Linked DNA regions of Homo sapiens: region 2 is linked to region 1. Evidence: chromatin loops called from intact Hi-C (ENCODE). Cell type or tissue: right lobe of liver. All regions are shown on one strand. Links, peaks and the distances in the headings refer to the core of each region. The heading gives the core; the rest is flanking DNA. Region 1 has its middle 140 kb from the start of TOX3. Region 2 overlaps LOC107984901 (a long non-coding RNA gene).

The links. A loop is a pair of places that touch in the nucleus more often than their neighbours do. Peaks named below come from ENCODE experiments on the same cell type or tissue, not always from the same donor. Only the 100,000 strongest peaks of a DNase experiment are listed, where the experiment ranks them.
Region 2: a loop joins it to region 1, with 10 times the contacts of the local background. A loop is called at or near these places in 1 of 110 quality-filtered maps.

Annotation. Positions count from the first base shown.
Region 1 is chr16:52,406,857-52,411,263 of GRCh38, reverse strand. No RefSeq gene overlaps it. Among named protein-coding and RNA genes, the nearest start is that of TOX3, 140 kb to the left of the region's middle. In right lobe of liver, for the core only: no CTCF peak of the experiment used is centred there; a DNase peak (open chromatin) is centred at 2,523; H3K27ac peaks cover 2,285 bases.
Region 2 is chr16:52,295,467-52,299,873 of GRCh38, reverse strand. LOC107984901 (a long non-coding RNA gene) reads left to right here. Exons shown (of 6, transcript XR_001752185.2): 5 at 8-65; 6 at 2,034-2,867. Among named protein-coding and RNA genes, the nearest start is that of CASC22, 39 kb to the right of the region's middle. RefSeq lists an enhancer at 1,064-2,263. In right lobe of liver, for the core only: no CTCF peak of the experiment used is centred there; no DNase peak of the experiment used is centred there; H3K27ac peaks cover 1,611 bases.

The sequences.
Region 1 (4,407 bases), core at 122-4,121:
AATGTGTTTCGAGCATGGCTGGCTCCATGGAATCCAGTGTTGTTCTGAGAGTTTAGTCTCATCTTCTCCACCTATTGGTTTGTATCTTCTTTAACTTATGTTGGCTTCGTTCCCAGGCAGGCTGTCTCTTTGGTGGCAAGATGGCTGCCAGGATTTCCAGATTTAAATCCCATTAGCAACCCAAACAAAAAGCAAATCAGTTCTAAAAGTCCTGGAATTCAGGCTAACAGACTTCAATCGACCCAATTGTCCATCCTTGAAGTATTCATTGTTACTGTCTGATCATGATTCTCTGTTGACTGGAGATTTGAGTCATATGGATTGAAAGTAGGGGAAGTGTATTTCTCCATGGAAATGTGGGGTGCAATCAGCAAGACACTAGGGGAGTAAATGTTGGACAGACAAATGCAAGACATGTTTACTGTAGGAGGTAAACCCATAAAGGTAGAGGGGAAATTCTGCTTACCTAAGAGATGCTCTACAAATATAAGAAAATATCAGGAGTTGGATATGGAATGGGAATTGAAGTAAAACCTGATTAGGACATCATTGGGGAAGAAAATGTGTACTTATGAAACAAGGGAAAATAGTGACTGATTAGAATGTAAAATTATCTTGGAAATGGTGAGTAAATAAAGACAGAGAAGGAGAATGGACTAAAACACAGAGGGACTAGGAGTTAAACTAGAAGCTCATTAGATTTTATGCACTATGTAAAATCAATTAGCCACTGAGAAATGTTAAATATCTTCTTTAAACGTTGCACCACATTATTTGTTATGTCAATATGCTAAAAAGACCTCCCTATCTGTTTTCCTTTTTTTTGGAGGGAAAGGTACTTGATTCACCTCCTAAGGAATTTGAGGTAAGCCAATCAGGTAAAGTTCTTTTCCCTGACCCATGACTGGGTCAGAAGTGGTGAGCATGTCACCCAACTCCATCTCATGAGAGGTAAGGGGAAGTCTGTTGGGGAATTTCTGCAGAACATTTTCTCTTTTCTAAGACAGGTCTAAGTAAAAATATTATTTTTTCTTTTCCCATGGGAAACTGGCCTTGATACCTAGAACTGTTGAACCCTTTTACTACCAGTCTGAGGATGAAGCTCACACTAGGAAGATGTAGGAACCCAGGTCCTATTGTCACTGTCAAGCCGGTCATTGTAGAATAATCTACTCCACTTTGGGTTTTCTGTTATGTGAGATAATACATATCTTTATTGTTTCAGCCAATTTGAGTTGGGTTTTCTGTTATTTGCAGCCAAAAGCAACCCAAAAGATGTACTTTTTGTACTGAAATTGTGGTCATAGAGACCCTTATTAAAAGTGATTTATTTACTTTTCTATTATCTATACAATAAAACTCTAATTAAAATATAAAAGAAAATGTTATACTCTCATGCTGAAGTAAGGCACAGAATTGTGTGTGTATATATATATGTGTGTGTGTGTGTGTGTGTGTGTGCGTGTGACAATTAAATGGAGAAAAAAGGACTGGAAGAAAACTGGCCAAAATCTTAATAGTACTACTGTCTCTTTATGGAATATAACAATGGATGATGTGATATTTTTCTTCTTTCTATTTTTTCCAAATATTATATTGAAAAATCTCATTGCTTTTATAAAAATGAAAAAAATCTAAGTTTTTTTTTCAAGATCAACCCGAATTCAATTACCCTGAATTTTGAGGAATGGGCTATTTTTGACATTTTAATCATCTGGGTAATTCAGAACCCTTTTGATTTCAAATTTTGTGATGACACATTGTTCTGAAATGTATGAGTCACTTTTCTATCTTAGTAAATTGTGTAGTAACCATAATGAAATTTTTCTTCACTGATGGCAAATATCTCAGGCTTCAGGTCCTCTTTCTGAGGGTCGAGGCCTGGAGATAGAGATGGAGCCGGTGCTGGAAATTAGGCATAATGTGTAATGACTGAACACTGCCAAAGAAATTGCCTTCCCTCTCTGTCTTGTAAGTGAGTTCCTGATAGCCATATATTATTTGAATGACTTGCCAAATATGTATTTTTAAATTGTTTCATACTTCTTTGAGAAAAAGTTAATTAAAAGGAAAAATATACATCACTATCATATAGTGAAAAACAGTGTCATTTGACATAAATAAAAAGCAACCCATAAACACAACCCAAATAACATTTAATAATATTAATCATATTATGTCTTGATGCTGTTGAATACTAGAGGTTCTGAGCCTGGGCCCTGCTCTGTCTTTATTTTAAAAGGAAGATTAACAAAGGTTAGAGAGAAAATAGAGTCTCTGTTCATAACAAACAAAGTTTTTTTGAACAGTGACAAGGATAGAAAAAGATTCACTTTTTCACCAAGAGATTCAATATTATTTAAAATTACATTCCACTGCCATTTTAAATCACACCTTCCAGATCATGCGAAGTTACTTGTCTACCACTTAACATTTGTGTGTCACCAGTGGTACCTGCTGCATTCCATTTTTTAGGAGACAGGAAATTACATCAGTGATTATTGACTCTGGCTACACATCAAAAGCACTTGGAGGGGACACACACACACAAACACACACACACACAGTTCTCAAATATTAACATGCATCAGAAGGGCTTGTTGAAACAAAGGGTTTCTGACCCAGTAGGTTTGGCACAGGACCTCAACATTTACATTCCTAACAAGACCCCAGGTAACACTGACAATCCTGCCTAAAACCACACTTTGAAAACCACTGCACTAAGCGGTAGAGGGGCCCATGCATTACTAACTTCCAAATCATGTTGCTTTCTCCATTTTGTTGGGGCCAGCACATGTTGGTCTATACAATAAGCAGAAGACTAGAGCAGAGTTGAAATCCAGATGAATTAAGATGCACATATTTCTTAACCTTTACTCCAGCTAGGAGTACATCAGTTCCTACAAGTTGAACTGCATTATAAAGTAAATAGATCTGCTCTGAGAAAAGGTCAGTACACATGTTCTGCTGCAATCTAATTTAAGTCTATTGCACTCTGCCCTATTACTCACTCTGGTGCAAGAGGTACAATGGTGAAAAGCTGGAATTTAATTGTCTCTTCTATACTAAAAACTTCTTGGTCCACAGAATATGCATGAGAGCTAAAGAGATGAGCTCAAGAAGGCAGGCTTTTCTAGACATAGTATTGCACCCATCTCTTCTTCTTGAACACTGCTTCTTGAGTTCCCCATCAGTGTTGAGGAGAAGGCTCCTTTTAAATCTTAAAGTGGCCCTCGAATCTGTTTTCCTTCCTCTTCACTCACTCTGTGTCATTACCAAGAACCTGATACCAGGAAGTATTTCAGAGAGCAGTCCTGAACACATTTCTCTGACTGTAGTGTGCTAGTTATTTGCCAGCCCTCTGCCTATTATGGAATTGTGTTTAGTTTCTATGACTTAATAATTACTTTAATTTCACTTTGTACTGTTTTGAAGAACTCTTTTTGAATGAGGGGCACTTAGCACACTCCTACTGCTTGCCTGGAACAGACACAGCTAATCAGAATGTGTAGAATTACATAAAAGAATAATTATGAGAGTCTGCGATGTGTTATAACAGATGTACCAAACAAGGCTGGATCAACTCATTGCTCGGAAGAGAAAGAACTTATTAAGGCAGTTGCAGTCACGAATCTTACAAGCACAAGTGGAAGCTTCTAACAGGGCAGAAGAGGGAAAAAAACTGAAGTCTTTGAAGCATGGAATTAAAAAAAATTCCAATTATTTTATTTTTTCTGTGTGCTGGTTCGTGTTCAGGTGCATCTTCTTAGAGTCCATGGTGCTCAATACTGTTTCCAATTGCCTGTACATGGGAAATGGGTTCCTTTCTTGGTTCAAATGACCATGAAGCAAAGGTCACTAGGGTAGAATAGAGGTCACACAGAGGTATAAAGATATCCCCAACCCTAAGGGTCTGAGGTAAGTCTCTTGTCTGCCAAGCTACTCATCCCTCCCTTTCTTTTAAGGTAATCCATGGTTTACTAGGTGGAAAATCAAAGGTAAGAAAAATGAGAATCTGCTACTGAGGGTAGCCTGCACTTACAACGTGCTATTTCCCAGCTGCTGTTTGGTCCCATCTAGTTCTCAGTTATGCCAAGATTTCAGGGAGTGTTTCCTAAACACTGCATGGTTAAAAAGCTATATACTGTATTTAGAGCTCATTAGCTAAATTAACTTTATTTCCAGTAAATATTAACACCAGTTTATAGTATTTAGCTTTGGCTATGAATATAAACTCTTGCTAGGCATGGTGAAAAAGGGGCAGGGAAGATAGAGAACAAGGTTTCTGAACTGCTGAGGCTTATGATTAATAAGACGAGCCCAAGCACTTCCAAATTTGAGAACAGTCCAGGACGTCATTAACTAACTGCTAAGTAACAATGTCTAATTGTTCACAAATGACCTAAG
Region 2 (4,407 bases), core at 160-4,159, 110 kb after region 1:
CTTCTAGATACATTCTATGAATGTAAGAAGCATGGTAAACAAATGGCATCAGACAATACTTACTGGTCAGTAACTTGCTTTGGTTTATTTAATAACAAAACTCACATATTTTCATGAATGTATAGTTCTGCCTATAATTTTTTAAATTTCTATGTAATATTTCATAGTGTGGGTTGGCTTTAATTTATTTGAATAGTATCATGTTGTTAAGCATTTGAGTTTTTCTCTTATTTAGGTATTTTATATATGCACACACACAAACACATACATACACATAAATACATATATGTGCACACTGTATATATATACACTCTACCATACAATATATATATGTACTCTACACACTATTATACAAAAGGACTTTGAAAAGTTTGTGAAAAAATGGAATTAAAGGATTAAAATATAAAATATAAACTTTATTTCTCAAGATAAGCTGCATCAAAATCAAGACAGTTTCGTAAGTAATGATACTGGCCACTTAGTCGATCCTTAAAGAACTGAGGGTCCTGTGAATTTAACCGCATCAGTGCAGTCTTCTTTACAATATTAACTGAGAAAAAATTGGGGGCCTTTTATGGGTTTTTTTTTAAGATTAGGAAACAAAAAGAAGTCAGAAGTTGCCAAATCAGGACTGTAAGGTGGATGCCCAAAGATGTTCTGTGAAAACTCTTGCAAAATTGCCCTTGTCTGATGAGAGGAATGAGCAGGAACATCATCATGGTGGAGAAGGACCCTCTGGTGAAGCTTTCCTGGGTTTCTTTCTGCTAAAGCTTTGGCCAACTTTCCCTACACACTCTCATAATAAGCAGATGTTACTGCTCTTTGGCCCTCCAGAAAGTCAACAAGCAAAATGCCTCAAGCATCCCAAAGAATGATTGCCATGACCTTTGTTCTTGACTTGTCTGCTTTGGCTTTGAATGGACCATGTCCACCTCTTGGTAGCCATTGCTGTGATTGTGCTTTGTCTTCAGGATGGTACTGATAAAGCCATGTTTTGTCTCCTGCTACAGTTCTTCAGAGAAATGCTTCAGGATCTTAATCCCACTTGTTTAAAATTTCCATTGAAGGTTCTCTTTCTGTCTGTGGCTGACCTGGGTGCAAATGTTTTGTTACCCATTGAGGGAAACTGCTCAACTTTTATTTTTCAGTTGGAATTGTGTAAGTTGGACTAGGTGAGCTGCCTATGATGTTGGCTGTTGTTTCTGCTGTTAATAATCAGTCCTCTTCAATTAGGGCATGAACAAGATAAATTTTTTCCTTGCAAATTGGTGTGGATGGTCTGCTGCTGTGGGCTTCATCTGCAACATCATCTCATCCCTTCTTAAAATGACTTATCCATTTGTAAACTGCTGATTTCTTTGGGGGCACTGTCCTCACAAACTTTTTATAAAGGATCAGTGATTTCCCCATTTTTCCACTTCAGCTTCACCATAAATTTAATATTTTCTTCTTGACTCAATTTTTGCAGAATTCTGTTGCTTTGATGGGGGCTCTTTTCAAATTGATGTCTTATCCTTCTTAGTGCCTCATAGTAGATCCTGTTCAGACATGTTATTACAAGTTAGCATGAGTTTCTTTTGTTGCTAAAAAACTTCAAACTCCATGCATGCATAATTTATTTACAATATGCAGTTTCTTTGAAATTTTTGAAATTCCCTTGTATATATACACCTACTATATGTGTGTAGATATCTATACACAAACATAAACACATAATAGGAAAAGTATGAAACATGGACTATATACATTCAGACTCATGGGAACAGCTGCCTCAAAAGAAAGCATAGGGAGGAAAACATAAGAGACTTCATCTTTACCTGTCATGTTTTATTATCTTAAAATATATATTATCACAAATAAGGTAGATACTTCAATAGTTCTGACATCATCCATTAGATACACTGATAATTATAACAACATCCTTTATAACTTTCTGAATTTTTCAATTCTACAGGTTTCATTTAAAAATACACACATATACAAAGCAGGGTGATATTTTCATCCTATAACACTCACCCTTTTATCTCCTGTAGGTGATTGAAGAAACTGCCCATGGGATCATAACAGAAGCCCCGGTGATAGTCTTCTCAGATTGAACCACAGCACTAATGGAGATTACCAAAATTTATAGGATAAGATTACTGAAATTTCTATGTTGTTTTATCCCATTGAAATCAATGGAAAGCAAAGGACAGGAAAGAGCCAAACAGACAATTTTCCCCTCTCATCTCTATGATATGGTCCCTCCTTACAGTTCTTCTGGAAAAGTCCAGAGTGCCAAGCAAATATACTGACTCTGGGGTCCTGCTGTGCTGCATCGTGGCTCATTGTGAACCAGTGGTCAATCCAGGAGGCCATCTCCATAGATACTTTGCATCATTTCCTTTCCCTCCCCTTCACCACTGGGGACTTACACTTCCCAAATAAAATATCAACAATTCAATCCATATCCCTGCATTCTAGACGCTTAGCACACTCCCATGACCCACATGCTGGTGAGGATGTTGAGTTCATGTGAAGCCTTGGTAATTTTGGTTGGAAACATGTTTCTAGAATCAAGGCAATGTGGTTTGGTCAAATTCAGATGAGATTGTGGAGCCGCGTGTCCTAGATTCCAGCTTTGGCTCTAGACCTTATAAACCAACCCTGTGGCCTTTTATCTCTCTCATCAGTCTAATGGAAATCATATTACCTGCCTTCCTTATCTGGAAATGTCATCATCAGGATCAAGAGAGATAAGGTTTGAGAAAGTAATGTGTAAGCCATTAAGTAGTACACAGATGACCATTACTGCTGTCAAACAGGAATTTGATGCAATGAACTCTGTTCCCCTTTTCTGTCAATACAAGTTCAGTGTTAAACATTTATACAGTTGTGAAAACTTCAAGTAAGTTGCGTGTGTTTTTTGGCTTTTATACAAATGATATTTTACCAGAGCAGTGGTCAAAAAACTATGACCCACAGGTGAAATTCTAAAGGCAGTCCTTTTTGTAAACAAAGTTTTATTGGAACTCAGCCATGTGCATTTCTTTACATATTGCCACAGCCACTTTCACACTACCAGGGCAGAGTTGAGTATTTTCAGTTGTGACAGAGACTGTCTGGCCCAAAAGCTGAAAATATTTACTATTTGGCCCTTCATAGAAAACGTTTGCCAATGCCTCTGCTAGAGGAAATGCTAGATACTGTGTCCCTTTCAGTTAACACTATATATGAGAGCTATGGTCTTCAAATTTTATGTCTGCAACATAATCCACTGGGGTCAACAAAAAAATATTTTCATTTTTATTTTTCATCTCATTCTTTTTTATTTTCATCTAGTATATACTTTAGAAGGTATAAAATATACTAGTATGATTGAACATGTATATAATTTATAAATAAAACACACATAAATAATTATATTACAGTTACATGTGTCACTAAATGTGTACAATTTAGCCATGTTACTCCATATGGATCTAGCTGTTTTGCCTGAACGCTTTGCATGGAGCTGCATTATTTGAATTCACCATAGTGTAAGTATCAATTCCCCTTCCAGTAATATTTGGGCCACTCCCAGTCTTCAGCATTGCAAACAATGATGCAGTGAACACGCATGATTTGCTTTTGTCCAGACTCATGGCTACTTGATAAAGCCTGGTGATAGGAACTCATTCTGACCTTGTCCAGGTTGGAGAACTGCATACAGCTAGTCAAATGCAGACCCAGACACAATTGGGCCATTGCTACATTATTCTTGGCTGACTGCAGATGTGCTTTATCTGCCTTGATGACAAATGCATTACACTGAACATTTTCATGTGTTTCAGAAGACAAAGGGGAAAAAAGGTCTCAAAGATTTCAAACACATAGAAATCTATAGGAAGGAAAAACAAACTAATCTGAGGTGCCTCTGACTCTCCCTACTTCTTCCCTGTCTCCATTGTTCTCTGGCATCAGCAAAACCTTCTCCCTGGCACTTTGCAGGGAGAACTCCCCTCACCCCTTTCCAGCCCACCCATGGTGGCTGACTTTTGTGCCCTCGAATTTGACTATACCTTTTCCTGCCTTGTGTATCTTAGATTTTAATGCAACATTCTGGAAGATCTTAGAACCTGTACTCTGATCTGAATTATTAAAGCAGGTCAGTGCTTATGCACTTAGAAGTAATATTTTTCTTCAAACATCCTCTGTGATATGGAAAAAGGTAATATTGCAACCAAGAGTTGCTTGCATAGATGGACATTCCTTTCATTCCCTCTTTTGTTCATTTTTTGGCAGTTTCTTCATTCTCTCTCTCTCTCTCTCTCTCTCTCTCTCTCTCCAGTAATATTTACTGGGCTCTGAGACAAGGAGAAGTCTATGACCTGTAGGAATTGATTGAACTGATTCACATCAACTATATAAACATCGTTTTTTCCTTCT